Linked DNA regions of Mus musculus: region 2 is linked to region 1. Evidence: chromatin contacts called from ENCODE POLR2A ChIA-PET data. All regions are on one chromosome and are shown on one strand. Each heading gives the region's core, a stretch centred on a gene start or an enhancer-like site at or near the end of the contact. The rest is flanking DNA. Distances are from core to core; before and after follow the strand shown. Region 1 holds the start of Mrpl45 (mitochondrial ribosomal protein L45). Region 2 holds the start of Socs7 (suppressor of cytokine signaling 7).

The links. ChIA-PET counts read pairs that join two places held with the same protein, here RNA polymerase II (POLR2A).
Region 2: POLR2A ChIA-PET joins it to region 1 with 13 read pairs in embryonic stem cell. The contact joins the promoter of Socs7 here to the promoter of Mrpl45 in region 1. POLR2A ChIA-PET finds 5 or more read pairs at or near these places in 3 of 5 experiments (Patski and embryonic stem cell).

What each region holds. Positions count from the first base shown.
Region 1 is chr11:97,312,279-97,318,706 of GRCm38, forward strand. Mrpl45 (mitochondrial ribosomal protein L45) reads left to right here and starts at 3,438. Exons shown (of 8, transcript NM_025927.4): 1 at 3,438-3,661; 2 at 4,469-4,646. The coding sequence starts at 3,596.
Region 2 is chr11:97,358,700-97,365,127 of GRCm38, forward strand. Socs7 (suppressor of cytokine signaling 7) reads left to right here and starts at 3,593. Exons shown (of 10, transcript NM_138657.4): 1 at 3,593-4,724. The coding sequence starts at 3,736.

The DNA.
Region 1 (6,428 bases), core at 2,188-4,687:
GTGCTCTTCATATGTCAGGGAAGGACAAATTTCTCAAGCAGTAATTACCTGTAATAATCATCTTATTTATAATCAGATTCTTCCAGCGCTCCGGGGAAATGTTCTTGTCGAAATCAGCTGTGTTCTTCTAGATGTAGGTCACTCAGAGACATTTCAGAACTTCCCATTTAAAAAATAAAACCTGAGCTGGGCTGTGATGGGACACGCTTTTAATCCCAGGAGGCAGAGGCAGGCAGGCCTTCTCTGGGTTTGAGGCCAGCCTGGACTACTTGAGTGAGTTCCAAAACAAGTGAGGACTACACAGAGAAACCCTGCCTCAAAAGAAAACCCCAAAAAGCAAAAAGCAAAATGTATGTGTGTGATGTGTGTGTATATGTATGTTTTATGTGTATGTGATATGTGTATGTGTGTGAGTAACACACACATCATTGTGCAAACATGCCTATGTGCCTATGTCCATGAGTGCTCCTGCAGAGGTCAGAGCAAGACTTCAGAGTCTTTCTTTATTGCTCTCAAAAATATTATCTGTGGTGGCACATGCCTTTAATCCCAGCACTCGGGAGGTAGAGGCAGGTGGAGATCTCTGAGTTCGTAGGCCAGCCTGGTCTTCAAAGTGAGTTCCAGGACAGCCAGGGCTACACAGAGAAACCCTGACTCGAAAAACCAAAAACAAACAAACAAACAAACAAACCAAACAAAACAAAACAAAAAAATTGTCTTGAGACAAGTCTCTTCCTAATCCAAAAGTTTGTCCTTTTGCTTAGACTGGCTGGCCATCAAACTCTCCAGATATCCACTTTTCAGTGTTGACATAGACACAAATTTCAGATACACCCAACTTTCTTTTTTTTTTTTTTTTCTTTTTTTTTTTAAGATTTATTTATTTATTTATTATATGTAAGTACACTGTAGCTGTCTTCAGACACTCCAGAAGAGGGCATCAGATCTTGTTATGGATGGTTGTGAGCCACCATGTGGTTGCTGGGATTTGAACTCCGGACCTTTGGAAGAGCAGTCGGGTGCTCTTACCCACTGAGCCATCTCACCAGCCCTTTTTTTTTTTTTTTTTTTTTTTTATTTATTTATTTTTTTTTATTTATTTTTTACACACCCAACTTTCATATAGCTATATATTTAATTTAATATGTATGGTTTTCGTGCATATATGCCTGTATGCATAGTGCATACTAGGTGCATTCCTAGTGGCTGCAGAGGTCAGAGGAGGGCATCAGATCCCCTGGAGCTCCAGTTATAATGTGAGTGAGCCTCCAATGGAGAGGAGAGACAGAGGGGAGGGGGAAGAGAAAGAGGGCTTGGCTTGCGGGGGTGGGGGGGAGCCAAAATGTCTGGATTATTATATAATGAAGAGCCTCTGAGTGATAGGAAGTCCAGCCCCTGGGCTGGAAATTTCAGCATAGAGGGTAGGACATGCCAGCCATGCCCTGTAACAGGTAAGGACTAAGGGATGCTGGGAGAACCTGGAGCCCAGGTCTGCTTTGGCATATTAAATATCCAACTTAGCCTCTTGTCGTGAGTCTGAACCCCCCCCCAATATATATATATATATATATGTGTGTGTGTGTGTGTGTGTGTTGTATGTTTGTGTGTATACATATACATACATGTACACACACACACCCTGCTGCTAACAAGGACTCCTATTCTTTAGGTTCAATTTAAAAGTCTTACTAGGCCGGGCGTGGTGGTGCACACCTTCAATCCCAGCACTCAGGAGGCAGAGGCAGGCAGATTTCTGAGTTCGAGGCCAACCTGGTCTACAAAGTGAGTTCCAGGACAGCCAGGTCTATACAGAGAAACCCTGTCTGGAAAAAACAAAACAAAACAAACAAACAAACAAAAGTCTCACTAGGAAAAATGGGAAAGAAAAGTCTGCCTTATAGGATTTCCTTTTCACTGTTGTTTAAGAGATTTTTAAATGTGTGTGGATGCTTAGCTGCCTATCTTTATGTGTACCATGTGTGTAATGCCCTCAAAGTCCAGAAGAGGGCATCAGATCCCCTAGAATTGGATTTACAGGGGCATATGCGTCACCATGTGGATGCTGGGACCCGAACTTGGGTCCTCTGCCAGAGCAGCAAGGACTCTTTTTTTTTTTTTTTTTTAAGATTTATTTATTTAATGTAAGTACACTGTAGCTGTCCTCAGACACTCCAGAAAAGGGAGTCAGATCTTGTTACGGATGGTTGTGAGCCACCATGTGGTTGCTGGGATTTGAACTCCTGACCTTCAGAAGAGCAGTCGGGTGCTCTTACCCACTGAGCCATCTCACCAGCCCAGCAAGGACTCTTAACACCTGAGCCATCTCTATAGTTTCTATTTTCTTTTTTAGTTTTTGTTTGTTTGTATTTTTCTGAGGGAGGGTTTTCTCTGTGTAGCCCTGGCTGTCCTGGAACTCTCTTTGTAGACCAGGCTGGCCTCGAACTCAGAAATCTGCCTGTCTCTGCCTCCCGAGTGCTGGGACTAAAGGGGTGCGCCACCATGCCTCAAATTTTCCAAAACAGCTAATCAAAAGTAACAGTGACCACCTAAGAATCCATCTCAGAGTGAACCAAATCATATTAGGTACTGATAGGGAATTAGCTTGCAGTAGCCGAGAAACTGAGCAGAGGCCAGGCAGACATGGGTTAGGATGTGTTACATAGTCTGTGTGGCTCCAGGATGACCTGGTTATCACACTGGGATTCCTTTAACCACTGAATGTGAAGCGATTTTGGAGTTGTTAAACTCTATGTACCTGACTCTCAGTTCTGCCAATTATTTGTTTAAATTTGAATTACATATTTAGTATCTCTGGCCCAACCATATATGTAAAAGCAGGAATATTTATTGCTTGTGGTGAGGATTAAGTTGATATATGTAAAATGCTTAAATTGCCAGGCGCCTAGTAAACAATTTTGAAATACCAGTTATTACCAAATTTGGTAAGTGGTATTTTTGGAAATGATATGTTTTGGGAAATGACAGATTCTTGTTAACCCACGTGCCTTTTGCTTTTCAGTAATCACAGCGGTCAGCTTCCCTAACGGAAAGGTATGAAAGAATTTTCACATAGAAAACTAGGTTGGTTAAAGGTTTAAGGTTATACTGCATTTTGAGGTCAGAAACACACCCAGAAACTATCATTTTCGCCCTAAATACCTCCAGTGAATTCCTTGTAATGAAAGAAAACACTTATCTTAAAGGCTTCTGATTTCAGAGGGAAGCACTTTTTCGTTTTTTTCACCGATTGTAAATAAGGTGTAACAATGTGTTAAGGAACCAGGAATGCAGCAACCAGAGTCCCACAGAAGCCTCCTGCGCAGGCGCAGCTGGCTCTCCCCGTCTCCGACTGGCGCGTGACAGCCGTGCGGTTTACCCTACTTCCAAAGTGGTTTCATTGCGCACGCGCGAACCCACTGCGCGTGCCCGCGCGCCCCTCCCCTGGAGAGCGTGCGCGTGCGCGCGACTCACCTTTCGGCCTGGGGCGCGCGCCCTGGAAAATTCCACTCCCCAGCTCGCTCCGCCCTCTGCGCCTTTTCTCCGGCTCGGTGATCTGCGGCTAGGCTAGCATCCCGGCGGCCTTTGCGCGAGCAAAATGGCGGCCCCCGTACCTCGGGGCTTGTCCTCCTTATACAGGACTTTGGGATGGTGGTCTCGGCAGGTGGGTAGAAATGAAGCGAATGAAATTTTTAGGGACACAAAGAGGAGGATAGAGTAGAGGGGAATAATCATGCTGTGGGCGTTGCTGAGTTTGGACCATACGAGTCAGACTTCATCTGGAGAAGAATTTGAGGTGTATGCGATCCCCTCTAGACAAGTCTCTCTAGACAGCCTAGACGAGGCTGAGCATTAAGCTTCTTTACGTTAATTCTAGTCTTTGGAGAGAAGATGTTAAAAAGGAAAGTAATGGCTTGGAAGATGAACCAGCTCTTTTACATTCTTAAAAAATTTTTTTTTGAAAAGGATAGGAGTTTTGTCTTATCCTAGAGGGAAAAGGTCACCTGACTTCGTAAAAGTTTATTGGTCAGTTAGGAGCTAGAAGCAATTTGCTTCTGAAAAAGCAAAACAGAAGTGTGGGGGAAATGCCAGGGAGATCTTGTTTAATGCTTTAGTAATAGCATTCCACTCTTTTCAGAAATGGGTTAAGTGAGGTTTACAATTAAACTGAAAGTTCTTTGGCACTAGGACCTCTGCTTTAATCATCTCTGTATACAGTAGTACTGCAGAATGTATTAAAGGAAAGTTTTTACTGTTGATTGATGTGAATACAGGTTATTAATTGGCTTGTGGCAAAAGCCATCCCTAGGTGTTCAAAAAGTAATATCGTTTCTCCATAATAGTCATTTCATAACTCCTGAAGCATTCTTTAATGGGATGTCTTTCTATAAGACTTTGCAAACAGTTTGCTCAAGATAGATTTATCCTTTCCAAATCACCTATACGCTAACTTTTTTTTTTCATCTCCCAGCCCATTCTGGTGACTCAGTCCACAACTGTAGTTCAAGTTAAAACCAAAAGCCGTTTTAGACCCCCAACTCCTGAACCCAAGTACAAAACAGAGAAGGAGTTTTTGGAGTATGCCAGGAAAGCGGGATTGGTCATTCCACAGGAACGGTTGGAGCGCCCTATACATTTGGCCTGTACAGGTAAGGAACTATTTCTGGGATCCTGGTTCAGTTCTCTATTGTCAGAGGTCTGGTGTATGCTTTAGACTCTGATTGATAGCAATAAATTAACCACTAAGTGGGGCTGGAGATATGACTTAGCGGGTAAGAGTACTGACTGCTCTTCCAGAAGTACTAAGTTCAATTCCCAGAAACCTCACTACCATTAGTGGCTCACAACCATCTGTAATGGGATCCGATGCCCTCTTCAGGTGTGTGTGTCTGAAGACAGCTATAGTGTGTACTCATATAAGTAAGTCTTTTTTAAAAAGATTAAAAAAAAGAATGAACCACCAAGTTCACCCTCAGTAATGATTTACTTTTATAAACTATATTTCAAAAAGTCAATTTTGTTTTGTTTTTACAGAACTTGGGGTTAGATATAGAACTAAACAAGCAGTCTACCGCTGAGCTACACACTCCTGTTCTCCCTTTCCTTTTGCCTTTACCACAGGTGGATCCTCCTACATAAATAGTAGCTGAGACCTAGGGCTGTACCTCTAGTCCTGCTCATGAGGTCATCCTTATTTGTTTATTTATTTATTTATTTATTTTATGTATATGAGTAAACTGTACCTGTACAGATAGTTGTGAGCCTTTATGTGGTTGTTAGGACTTGAATTTAGGACCTCTGCTCACTCCAGTCAACCTCACTTGCTCAGGCCCAAAGATTTATTTATTATTATAAATAAGTGGGGCCTGAACTCTGCAGCCAGTCCCACAACACCCAGAGGAAGCTCCACTCCCAGGCTCTCTAACACGCCCAAGATTACAGGATCCCAGAATCCCAGGATCACAGAGACAGCTGGACTCAGGAGTTCTGACACAACCAGGATCACAGGAAGGACAGACTCCAGTCAGATATATCGAGGGCAGGTAGCACTAGCAATAACCAGATGGCAGGAGGCAAGTGTAAGAACATAAGCAATAAAAAAATAATAAATAAATAAATAAAGAGCTGGGCGTGGCGTCACACACCTTTAATCCCAGCACTTGGGAGGAAGAGACAGGTGAATTTCTGAGTTTGAGGCCAGCCTGGTCTACAAAGTGAGTTCCAGGACAGCCAGGGCTATATAAAGAAACCCTGTCTTGGGGGGAAAAAAAAAGCCATAAGCAGTAGAAACCAAGATTACTTGGCATCATCAGAACCCAATTCTCCCAACATAGCAAGTCCTGAATACACCATCACACCAAAAAAGCAAGATTCGGATCTAAAATCACTTCTCATGATGATGATAGAGGACTTTAAGAAGGACATAAATAACTCCCTTAAAGAAATACAGGAAAACACAGGTAAACAGGTAGAAGCCCTTAATGACAAAACACAAATATCCCTTAAAGAATTACAGGAAAATATAATCAAACAGACTAAGGAAATGAACAAAACCATCCAAGATCAAAAAATGGAAATAGAAACAATAAAGAAACCACAAAGGGAGACAGCCCTGGAATTAGAAAACCTTGGAAAGAGATCAGGAGTCATAGATGCAAGCATCACCAACAGAATACAAAAGATAGAAGAGAAAATCTAAGGTGCAAAAGATACCATAGAAAACATTGACACAACAGTCAAAGAAAATGCAAAATGCAAAAAAGCTCCTAACCCAAAACATCCAGGAAATATAGGACGCAATGAGAAGACGAAATCTAAGGATAATAGGTATAGAAGAGAGGGAAGATTCCCAACATAAAGGGACAGTAAATACCTTCAACAAAACTATAGAAGAAAACTTCCCTAACCTAAAGAAAGAGATGCCCGGGGGC
Region 2 (6,428 bases), core at 2,343-4,842, 47 kb after region 1:
AGAAGAAGGAGTCAGATCTCATTACAGGTGGTTGTGAGCCACGATGTGGTTGCTGGGATTTGAACTCAGTACCTTCAGAAGAGCAGTTAGTGCTCTTACCTGCTGAGCCATCTTGCCAGCCCCAGATTTAAAAAAAAAAAAGATGTGTTTGTTTGTTCGTTTGTTTGTTTATTTAAAGACTTATTTATTATATGTAAGTACACTGTAGCTGTCTTCAGACACTCCAGAAGAAGGAGTCAGATCTCATTACAGGTGGTTGTGAGCCACCATGTGGTTGCTGGGATTTGAACTCAGGACCTTTGGAAGAGCAGTGGGTGCTCTTACCCACAGAGCCATCTCTCCAGCCCCTAAAGATTTATATTTTATTGTTATTATCTTTGGTTTGTTTGAGACATGGTCTCACTATGTAGCTCAGGCTGTCCTGGAACTCATTATGTAGACCAGGCTGGCTTAGAACATACAGAAATCCACCTGTCTCTGCTTCTTGAGTTCTGGGATTAAAGGTGTGCACTACCATACCCTATTTTTTGTTGTTGTTGTTTGTTTTTATTTTTATCTTTTTTATGCTTTTGATGGCTGTCATATTTGCTTGTCTATTTACCATGTGTGAGTCTGGTGCCCAAGGAGTCCAGAAGGGGGCATCTGATCCCATGGAGCTGGAATTAGACCTTTGTGAGCCACAGTGTAGGTGGTGGCAACTGAACTGGGATCCACAAGAAGAGTAAGCAGTGCTCTTTTTTTTTTTTTTTAAAGATTTATTATTATATCTAAGTACACTGTAGCTGTCTTCAGACACACCAGAAGAGGGCATCAGATCTCATTACAGATGGTTGTGAGCCACCATGTGGCTGCTGGGATTTGAACTCAGTCAGTGCTCTTAACCTCTGAGCCATCTCTCCAAACTGTAAGCAGTGCTCTTAAGTGAGCCATCTCTCTAGCTCCATGACTTATTTCATTTTTAGTCACCTGTGTATGGGCACGCCCACGTGAAAGCTAGAGGGATGCAGTCACCTGGGACTGGGAGCTGTGAGCTTCCCCTGTGTGGGAGCTGGGGATTGAATTTGGGTCTTCTGGTAGAGTGGTCAGTGATAACCACTGAGCCATCTCTCTAGTCTGGACAGAGTGTTAATCAAATCACACATGTGCAATTAAGCGTAACAGAGACTGGGTCTTGAAGTTGAGAGAGAACGTACATCTCCCCGGTCTGGTGAGGAGAGAGTTCAGTCTGAAGGCTGGCCAGTTCACTGAGCACAAACCCGAGAGAAAACTTATCTGAGAATGGAGCTTAGTTAGGTGGGAGATGCTGGCCACTGGTCAAGCTGCAGCTTTGCTTTGGAGATATAAACACTGGATTTGTGTCCTGACACTGCAGGAGAAAAAAGGGGTAGCAGTGGCAAATAACAGAAGAATGCCCATGAATGTTGAAAATAGCGGTGTAACTGGGCTGGTGAGATGGCTCAGCGGGTAAGAGCACTGACTGCTCTTCCAAAGGTCCTGAGTTCAAATCCCAGCGGCCACATGGTGGCTCACAACCACCCTTAATATGAGATCTGACGTCTTCTTCTGGTGTGTCTGAAGTCAGCTACAGTGTACTTATGTATAATAATAAATAAGTCTTAAAAAGAACGGTGTTAGCAGAACTGAACAGACAAGATACAGCTTGGTGGGCAATGTGTAAGAGTAAGACGTAGGCAGGGCAAAACCATTAGGACCCTATATGTCACATAGAGGGTTTTCTCTCTATCCTAAGAATGCAGAAAGCATGAACAACTACAATCACAGGCTGTGGGGCTGGAGGGATGGCTCAGTGGTTAAGAGTACTGGCTGTTCTTCCAGAGGTCCTGAGTTCAATTCCCAGGACTCCACGTGGCAGCTCACAACTATCTGTAATGGGTCTGATGCTGTCTTTTGGTGTGCAGAGAAATATATGTAAATACATCTTTACAATCACAGGCTGTGAGCAAATTTCTATTTCAGAATGACCCCACTGGGCTGGGAAGATGGCTCTGTAATGTGCCTGTTCCTCATTGATTCTGGAGTTCATCAATTTGGCTAGATTGACTGGTGAGGGAGCTCCCGGGATCCACCCCACATCAAGTGCGAAGATCACAGACACATGCTGCTCTGCCTGGCTTTTATACTGTGCTGGGGATCCAAACTTAAGTCCTGATACTTGTGAGAGTCCCTGTCTGAAAAACAAAAGGGGTATAGGGAGCTGGGTGGTGATGGCACATTCCTTCATTCCCAGCACAGACATGATTCTGAATTCAAGGCCAGCCTGGTCTACAGAATGAGTTCCAGGACAGCCAGGGCCACACAGAGAAACCCTGTCTAGAAAGAAAGAAAGAAAGAAAGGAAGGAAGGAAGGAAGGAAGGAAGGAAGAAAGAAAGAAAGAAAGAAAGAAAGAAAGAAAGAAAGAAAGAGAGATGGAGGGGCCTAGAGAGCTAGCTCAGCAGATAACGGCTTGTTCTGCTCTTGCAGAGGGTCAGAACTCAGCTCTCAACACCCATGTCCAGGGACTTGGGGCAGCTAATAATTAGGTCTAGGGGATCTGATGCCCTTTCTCGGATTCTGCACACACATGTGCATACACATACATTTTTTTTAAGTGATGGAGATTATGACAGCGATTCTGATTTACATCTCCTGTACATCTATCTGTAGGTGTTACATTAGCAATGGCACAAAAACGTTGAAGGAACTCTTCCCCGTCACTGAAACCAATTCCGACTCAGCAAAGTTGCCCCCATGATTGATGATTTGATCAGGTTTTGCTTTTTCACTGTTCTCTTTCATCAACAGAGGAAAATATTAGTAAAAATTCTTGTTACAATTGCAGTCCTTGGTCACTTGTCATCATTTTGGGAAGGGCTGGGAATGAGGTCTGGTGATGGAACTGTTGCTTAGCACGTGCCACGTCTTGGATTCTATCCTCAACATGACATACACTATGACAACAATCAGTGGAAGGATGTATTTGGCCATCAGTCGTACAGAATTGGCTATTGTATATCTTCATTTCTTGGAATTGTGTATATCCATTCTTCATTTCAAATTCATGATGAGATTATGCTAACTATATACACACTCTTGTCTTCTCAAAGATCCAGTTGTTTTGGCACGGAAGAGCACACTGCAGGCTCTACAACCCATTTTCATGTAGTCATTCCACAGTTCATCGGATGCTAGGAAAGAGGATGCAGATGTAATGAAATGACTTGGCCAAGGTCACACACTCCAGGCAGCATGGACAGGACAAGACCCCCAGACAGTGCCAAGGTCCACGACCCTCTCCCAGGTCCAGACCCGGGTCCCGAGGCCTGCACTGCTCTACACAGGACGGTGGACAGGGCCCGGGCGCCCAGGAAGTGAAAAAGCAGGGGTCGGTGCCGGAGACCACGGAGGCCCCAGATGCAGCAGACGGCCAATAGCTACCAGGGCCAAGAGAAACGTCAGGCAGAGTGGAGTCCGACGCTTGCGCACCCTGGGGAAAGGGGGCGGGCCCTGGACAGGAAGTGACGTCTAGGGGCGGTCCTCGGCGGCAGCGCGCGGCCTGGGCTCGCGCTGGGCTCCGCGCGCCCCCCCCCCCCCGCCCCCTCTATGAGGCAGAGGCCGCGGCGGCCGTTAGCGCTGTCGCTCCGGGGGCCGCGGCGGGCGGGGCTCCGGCGGGGCCCGGCCTAGTCCCCACCCAGCCCGGCTCCTAGCCGCCCGCCCTCCCTCCCTTCGCCACCCCGATGCAGGGGGCCGAGCTCCGGGACGGCGAGGCGGCGGCGGCGGCCGCTTCGTACCGGGTCCTGAGCCGCCTCCTCGGCTATGGAGAGGCCGCCCCCGAGCCAGGCCCGCCGCCGCCGCCGCCGCCCCCGGGCCACAGCCATGGCCCGTCGCCGCCACCACCCTTCCTCGCGCGGCCCGGCTCGCGGGGCGCCCGGCCGCCTCAGCTGATGGTGTTCCGCAACGTGGGGCGGCCGCCGGAGGAGGAGGACGCGGAGGCGGCCCGGGAGCCGGGACCCTCGGAACTGCTGTGTCCCCGGCACCGCTGCGCGCTGGATCCCAAGGCCCTCCCGCCGGGCTTGGCGCTCGAGCGGACCTGGGGTCCCGTGGCTGGACTAGAGGCGCAGCTGGCGGCCCTGGGGCTCGGACAGCCGGCGGGGCCGGGGATCAAGACTGCCGGCGGAGGCTGCTGTCCGTGCCCGTGTCCCCCGCAGCCGCCGCCGCCGCAACCCCCGCCGCCTGCTGCCGCCCCGCAGGCCGGGGAGGACCCGACGGAGACGAGCGACGCGCTGCTGGTCCTGGAGGGCTTGGAATCGGAGGCCGAGAGCCTGGAGACTAACAGCTGCTCGGAAGAGGAGCTCAGCAGCCCCGGCCGTGGAGGAGGAGGAGTGGGTGGCCGGCTGCTTCTGCAGCCTCCGGGTCCCGAACTACCCCCGGTGCCCTTTCCGCTGCAGGACTTGGTCCCTCCAGGGCGCTTGAGCCGAGGGGAGCAGCAGCAGCAGCAACCTCCCCCACCGCCGCCGCCTCCCGGGCCCCTCCGGCCTCTCGCAGGCCCTTCTCGGAAGGGCTCCTTCAAAATCCGCCTCAGTCGCCTGTTTCGCACGAAGAGCTGTAACGGCGGCTCGGGCGGCGGGGATGGGACCGGCAAGAGGCCTTCGGGAGATCTGGCAGCTTCAGCTGCGAGCCTGACCGACATGGGAGGCTCAGCGGTCCGGGAGCTGGATACGGGGAGGTGAGATTGGCTTGGGGGTTGGGGGTGGGCAAGCGACAAAGTTCCATTTCTTGTTTCGTTTCCCTCGTTTTCCCCTACTGCCAACACGATACTGTTAGAGCTGAGCTGTGGACTTCAGGAGGAGGCAGACACTTGGGATTAAAGGTGGTGACATCTCGCATTAGGTCAGAGCTAATTGTGGAAACAGCTTTCAACTCTCGGAGAGTTCACACTCTGTGACACTTCTCAGTGGGTTAGCGTCTCTTGCTGGGGATGATCTGAAGCCCGGCCTCACCTTCCATCCCTGTTCCGGCCCCACTTTTTAAGCACCCCTCCCATGTCTGTTATTACTACCATTGCTGAAGGTTGCTGGAAATGTGTGGCCTTGGGGCCGAAAAGCTGGTGTCAATCACCTGCCTGTTATTATCTTGATCGTCTTGCTTGTTCTCTCAGTGCACCAGCCTTCACTCTCTTCGCAAGTACAAGCATGCAAATAGCCCGAGGAGTCTGGCCAGCAATTAGCTGGGCAGCTCCCTTAATATTCTGGTTGTTCCTGGATATTTGCTGTCTAAAGCCTGTGTGCTGACCACTTTCTGAATGGCGTTGTGCTGACTCTCTCACTTTCACACGGAGGTGAGAGGTCTAGGTGAGGTATACACAGTGACTTCTAGTCCAATTAATGGCAATTCCAAACTTAAATGGTGAGTTGTTCCCCTGAATTTCTAAGAAGTGGCTAGACTTTTACTGTCGGGACATAGTTCTGTAGTGTCAGTTTGGAAAGCTGTCAGCTTTTGCAGCCATGAATGAGTCTTACCTTGTGGTATAACATTGTGAGTTGTAGTTCTGAATCTGTTTTAAACTTGAATTGGTGGCTTTTGTTTTGTTTTGTTAGACAAGGTTTTTATTATGTTGATCAGGCTTGCTTTTAATTCACTGTGTAGCAGACTGGTCTGGATCTCTTGCTCTTTCTTCCTACCTCCTCCCAAGGACCAGGCCTGCTGCCACTGTGCCTGATTGGAATTGGTCTTGGTATGGTTTCTGTGATGTAGTCTTGAAACATACAGACAGTGACAGACCAAGGGCAAAGAGCAGATAAATTGATAACTTTGTTGAGCACTAGAATCTTGGAGGGTAGGGGGATGTTGAAAGATAAGTATATCTGGGCCCAATTTAAATTTTTTTTTTAAAGCTTCCTAGTTTATCCTTGTTCACAAACCACCCATTCTTGGACATGGATTTTCAAGGGAACTTTAATTCTCCAAGATAAAAGGTGTGGACTTATTTTGGCTTTGTTGCCATTTCTGAACATCTGTGTCATGGGCCAAACCCAGATCCTTGCCCTGATTGTTGTTCCCTGTGTCTACTCCTTTAGGTAGGGCCTGTTTTTATTACTATTATTGTGTGTGTGTGTGTGTGTGTGTGTGTGTGTGTGAGAGAGAGAGAGAGAGAGAGAGAGAGAGAATGAATGAATTACTGCTGAGAGCTTAGGTCTTGAAAAGTGTGTGGTTTCTGAAACAATCCCCATCCCCCACAGTGGTAGGTTCTGTATTTGATGCTCCACTTGCCAATGTGGATGAAATTTGCACTAGCTGAGGGTGAGGGCACGGTTGGAGCTGTGGATAATGGCATAGGATGGATTGATAATTTTCTGTGGTTTGTCTTGCCTTTGTTCCACATTGACCAGGACTTGCTCTAAGATTCCCAAGACGACAAGTATGAGGTGTG